Linked DNA regions of Homo sapiens: region 1 is linked to region 2. Evidence: chromatin loops called from intact Hi-C (ENCODE). Cell type or tissue: heart left ventricle. All regions are shown on one strand. Each heading gives the region's core, and the rest is flanking DNA. Links, peaks and the distances in the headings are about the cores only. Region 1 has its middle 11 kb from the start of ADRA1B. Region 2 overlaps LINC01847 (long intergenic non-protein coding RNA 1847).

The links. A loop is a pair of places that touch in the nucleus more often than their neighbours do. Peaks named below come from ENCODE experiments on the same cell type or tissue, not always from the same donor. Only the 100,000 strongest peaks of a DNase experiment are listed, where the experiment ranks them.
Region 1: a loop joins it to region 2, with 2.1 times the contacts of the local background. A loop is called at or near these places in 27 of 110 quality-filtered maps.

What each region holds. Positions count from the first base shown.
Region 1 is chr5:159,903,632-159,906,549 of GRCh38, reverse strand. It overlaps a transcript of ADRA1B not described here. Among named protein-coding and RNA genes, the nearest start is that of ADRA1B, 11 kb to the left of the region's middle. In heart left ventricle, for the core only: no CTCF peak of the experiment used is centred there; no DNase peak of the experiment used is centred there.
Region 2 is chr5:159,786,179-159,789,096 of GRCh38, reverse strand. All of the region lies in intron 2 of LINC01847 (long intergenic non-protein coding RNA 1847), which reads left to right. Among named protein-coding and RNA genes, the nearest start is that of LINC01847, 84 kb to the left of the region's middle. In heart left ventricle, for the core only: no CTCF peak of the experiment used is centred there; DNase peaks (open chromatin) are centred at 176 and 1,556; H3K27ac peaks cover 1,576 bases.

The sequences.
Region 1 (2,918 bases), core at 89-2,588, 120 kb before region 2:
GCTTCAGCCTTAGATATCCTAATTCAGCAGGTTTGAAATGGGGTTCAGGAATTTATATTTTTGTAAGTAACCCAATGATTTGATTGCAGAAGACTACATTTTGAGAAACATTATTTTGGTCCAACATCCCCACTTTTACAGATGATCCAATGGAGGTCATCTGTAAAATGGTTGAATGTTTCATATAGAGGGTTCTTATACACATAACTTGGTTGAATGTCTCATAGAGAGGGTTCTTATATGCATAACTTGGTTGAATGTCTATAGAGAGGGTTCTTAACTTGGTTGAATGTCTCATAGAGAGGATTCTTATAGGATGCAGGTCTTAAACCCAGGTTTTCTGATTGCCAGTCTGGCCAGTCTTGCCTCCACTGGGCTCATTAAAAATGGCATTGTGGTTGGTGCGGTGGCTTACCCCTGTAATCCCAGCACTTTGTAAGGCTGAGGCTGGCAGATCACCTGAGGTCAGGAGTTCAAGACCAGCCTAGCCAATGTGGCGAAACCCTATCTCTACTAAAAATACAAAAATTAGCCTGGTGTGGTGCTGTGTGCCTGTAATCCCAGCTATTTGGGAGGCTGACAGGAGAACTGCTTGAACCTGGGAGGCGGAAGTTGCAGTGAGCCAAGATTGCACCTCTGCACTCCAGTCTGGGTGACAGAGCAAGACTCTGACTCAAAAAAAAAAAAATGGCATTGACTTTCACTTGCTGTAGTTTATTCTTGCCTAGTGTCTCCATTCATCACACCTCAGCTCAGGGTCATTTCCTCAGGGAAGACTGTCCTGCCCCTCCCCACTCAGTCTAGGCAAGGTTCCTTTGTTTTCCACACCCAGAAAATCACCTCTCTCTCTTTTATAGCATTTGCTATGGTTTGTGGTTACATACTTCTGCATATGACTCTTTGATCACACTCTGTCTCTCTCCCTAGGCTTCAGGCTCAATGAGAGCAGGGCAGTGTTTCTTTTTGTTCCTCCAAGGGACTAGTGCATTGTCTAATGGTTAGTAAGTGCTCAGTAAATATTTATTAGATGAGTGAGTGAATGAATGAATGAAAAGGACAGTTTGATCTCAGCCTTAACTGAAAGTCAAAATAAAGCAGTATTTGTGAAACTTTTGTCTTTCAATGGCATTCTCTTTTTAGACATTTTAAAGTTATCATTCTTGTTTCTGGCCCAGCCTTTTTGATTCCAAATGCCCATTGCATTCCTGCAACCTCAGCTTCCAGCATGCAAAATTGTGTAGGAGGAGGCTTGCTTTGTTGGATTGTCTATGTGTCTATCACAATTTTTCTATTTCTGTAGTGAATTTTGTGTTAGAAACCTATTCTCCTCTCTGCAACCCTCTCTTCCTTTCAACTATAACCCCTCCCCAAGATCCCAATGGTCTCCTGTTGCTTCCAGCAACCCCCAAATCTGACCTTTTCTAACCTTTTGTTCTCAAATTCTACCAATGTCCTATTTCCTACAGGCCTGGTGCATGTTATGAACTCTTCAAAGAGATAGGTTCCTGCTAACGCTGGATAGTGACTTGATCTGTTGGCTCCTCTTCCTCTCCTTTCAGTTTTAACTAAGATCATCACTTTCTTAACTAAAGCTGTGTGCTCCAATGAGCTGGTCAAATTCTTGACTCTATGGAGCCCATCAAACACTGATGATAGGAGGAAGATTCTAGTGATTAGCAGATATTTATTGAGCACTGTGTTAGGGTCTGAAGTTCATACAAGGATGAATTAAAAGTATTTCTTTCTCCCAAGGCTCTTTATGGGAAGAGAGTCATGGACTCACATTCAATAATGGTGTGGCAGTTAAACAACACTTCAGGAGACTTCAGTATCTTGTTACTTGCCAAACAACTGATGATCACAAGTGCTATGAATTTAAATTAGACAATGTGTATAATGCACTTTGGAGTGGGCCTGACACATAGTAGGCTCACTCAGTAATGCTAATCCTTCTTCCGTCTAAGGGAGGGAGAGATTTTTCTGGGCTGGAGTAGGCCACCTGGTCTCCATTGAGGAGGTGCCTTCCATTAAGGTTCTGGGAAGCACACACGATTTGTGAGGAAACTTTTTCAGTTCCACAAATGTACCCATTTGCATTCAGGATTAATTTCTTTTTGGGAACAACTACTTTCCTTGAATTAAAGCAGGTCTCCTAGAACCTAGCTTATCCACACTTTTTCATGTGCTGTGCCTTCATAGGAGAGAGGCATTTAGAATCAGAGCTGGAAGGGACTGTAGAAGTTGTGTAGCCCTTTCCTCATTTCCCAGGTGGGGAAACTGAGGCCAGGCAAGTTACTTGACCATGGTCACTCAGAGCCAGAACCAGAACTGAGGTCTCTAATGTCCAGACCCATAGTCTTAAAAATAACTGTATGCTATTTTCATTGTTCAAATACTAAACAAATGCAAGCAGCTTTTTAAAAATTATTAAGGTAAATTGTGCTCATTGCAAAACTATGGAAAGACATACAAAATGAAAAGAAAATCAGTCTCATTTCACTATCAAGAGAACATCGTTGTTAACATTTCGGCAAATGCTTTCTAGTATTTACACACACACACGCATACATGCACGTGCACACACACATACAGGTGTGTGTGTGTACAGGTCAGGTGACTTTTGTTTGGACCCCAGCCTACTTTTAGCCTCCCTTTGTAACGGAAGCTGTGCCCTGAGTCTTCCACCTGTCGGGCCCAGGCGGACCCTCCCCTCCAGCTCTAGGGGAGGACTCCTGACCCAATCAGAGCCAAGGAGTACCCAGGTGCTCTTAAGACATGGGATTTGAAGATGAGGGGATGTGAGGTTTGGAGCCAGGTCTGGAGGTGTTCTGGTTGCTATGCAGCCACAGTAAGAGAGCCTGTCTGGGTGTGAATGGAGCTGAGTGAATGTGGCCGCCCTTCCCACACACTCCCACGGG
Region 2 (2,918 bases), core at 134-2,633:
TGGTTCTGTGCCCTGATCTTGGTTAGGAGAGGTCTTCAGGGGAGTTTGAGTCCCAGTGACCAGCCCCAGAAGCTTTCAGGAATTTTAGATTCTTGACTTGGCCCCAAATAACCCCCTGCTGGATCTGCTGGTGTCTCCACTGCCAAAAAGCCTAAGGAGGACATGGAAGCCTCCCCCACAGAGACCTCCCGCCCTCAGCCCTCTTGGATGTGCACACTGGAGCCTCCTTACAGGGACATGACCTTCAGATGGCGTGCCTCACTCGGGAAGGTCGACTGAGGCTGGAAGGGCAGCTCAGGGAAGACAATATCAAACTCTCAAGAGTTGATGGTTCTATTTTATACTTCAACTTTCACCCCCTTTCCTTCCTTCAACTTCTTAGTTCTTTTCTCTTCTGTCACGTGAAAGAACCAGTAAATTCTGGGTTCAAATACCAGCTCCCTTACAATCATCTTTGTGACTGTTGGAAAACTGCATAACCTCTCCCTGCCTTGGCATTTTTAAACCTGTAAATTAGGGATGATAAAATCTTTGCAGTTTTTAAGAACCACAGATAGAGTATACCAAATGCCAAATATTTAATAAACAGCAACAATGATAATAATATTTTAGTATACTACCATATGGCATGGTAAAGAAAAATTAGCTAAAGGGATTTTATTTTATCTCTAAAAATGCTGTGGACCAAGACATTTAGGAATAGGTCTTTAATCAAGGTTCAGGAGACTTAAGAATAAATAGGCATCTCAGCTGTAGAAAAATGTTACAGAGGTTGCATAAGAATCAATCCCACAGTCATGTCTCTAAGTGTCAAGATCTCTCTGCTACTCTGATCTTTCTGTCTCTCTAGGTCCCCATATACATGTCCTTGTCTCCTTTTACCTGTCACTGGACAGCATACACACACTCAGAGACTGCTCCTGCCTTGGGCCCTTCAACCCCGAAGAGAGCAGAAAAATGGATTGTAAGTTGATTGGCCAAACTCATGGGAAAGCAAGGAAACTGCTGTGATGATGGCTGGGCTTGGGGCCCCTGTCAGCAGAAGACTCTATTGGCTGATGAAGCTGATGGCAGGGCCACGTTGGAGGTACACCAGTTCCTAGGGAAGTCTGATGGCAACAGTTCCTGGCAGGTATTTTACTGTCTCAGACTAGAGCCTATTCACATGGCACTAGGCCTTCTGCTCTCCCACTAAGTGATTCTCTATGTGTCACATGCTAGCAATAGACAACTGGATCCTAAAACAGGGACATCAGAAGCTTAGCTCTGCAAACTGAGGGACTTTACGCGGTCAGAGAGGAGGGTGATAACACATCAAATATCTAATGCAGGAGACGACAAATAGGCTGCATGCTCCACACAATCAAGGCTAATTATTTGAGCACGCTTCTAGATTGGGAAGGGAAGTTAAAAAAAAAATGAAAAAGTAAGGAAAAAAAAAAGCAAGCTTCTTATCTGAAATTGCAATCCTACCCCTGAAGAAGCACACATCTGGAATTCATTCCCTGAGACAGTGAGCCATAGACCAGCTCTGTACCAGGACCCGGCCCAGCTGCCACGCGCTAGTGACTGAGCGCAGGCTGTGCTTTGCAAGGGGTTGATAGAATGTTTCTTGGATAAATATTCCTGCCAAAGTTAGTTTTTGAGCCATGGCTCGTAAATATACAGTATTCCAGGGAAAAAGTACAGAATGTCCTCCTGGGGTTGACAAGCAAATAGTTTCATAAATAACCCTTTTGACACGTGTAAGATGTTAACATTTCTGAGGTTTTGGGCAGGGGCAAATGTGGATTTGATTGCTCGATTCAGTCTGGAGCCACAACTGGACTTGGATGTTATTTCTTGGGGGCCCATGGAAATGTTTTTTTTGGCTTGCGAGCCCTTGTCCTGCTTGTCGGCCCTGAGGACAAAGGCTTCCTCTTGGAAGATTCTGGGCCAGTGCAGGGTACCGCACAGGTGAATCCGACCAGACCAGCAATCAAGGAGACTGGCAAGGGACATCCGGTAGATGCAATCCTTACTCAACAGGAGGGCAGGGCTGAGCCACAATATTGACTGTTTTAGAGGCACCGACAGTGCCCAGCCTGGGGACTGTTTTCGTAAGAGGGAGAAAGTTCCAAAGAAACCTCCTATTTTGATAGTTTTTTTTTTTCTTAACAGTAAATTTGGGGCAGAGCCTGAATGGGCTAGATCAAATACTATGTCTATAGGGATTTTAGTCCAAAGCCCAACTGCATCTTTAATCAGTTACTGGGACAGATTGGGGTTTGTCAAAAACGTGTTTCACACTGACCCTGTCATATTTCTAGAATTCTACCTTTGAAACGCATTGAGGTCCAACCTATTCACATGTAGAGTGTTATCTGGGCAAAAGAGATGAAGACATTACATTCTTGAGATCCTTGATAATCATTTATATGGCGCTTTAAAGTTTTCCTAAGCCCTCCCACATCTACAACTGCAAATGAACCCTAGAATAACACTGTGGCACCTGGTCAATAGGGCAGCTGTCACCATTCCCATTTTACAGGTGGGAAGCAGAAGTCAGGTGAGAGGAAGATAATTGGCTAAGGCTTCCTGGTAGTAAATGGAAGAACAAGGATTTGAATTGGGGCCCCTGGCCTTTTGAAGCTATGTCAACAAAAGGCTTGGTTTATCAGACAGGCTAGGAAAGCAGAGAGCAGGACCTGGAGGAAAAGAGATCTGGGATAAGAAGATTTTGAGGCAGGAACAATGAAAACAATGAGAAGAGGGCTCTGAGCATTTTGGGGACCCTGTTCCGATGGGAGGCCAACAGCATCTGATTTTTATTATGCCTTAACCAGGCGTCGGGATGATAACTAGCCACACCTGTCCTCACATGCTACCTTCCTGGGGCTGGAGCTGGTGGCAGATGCAATGTCACCATGATGTTCCCA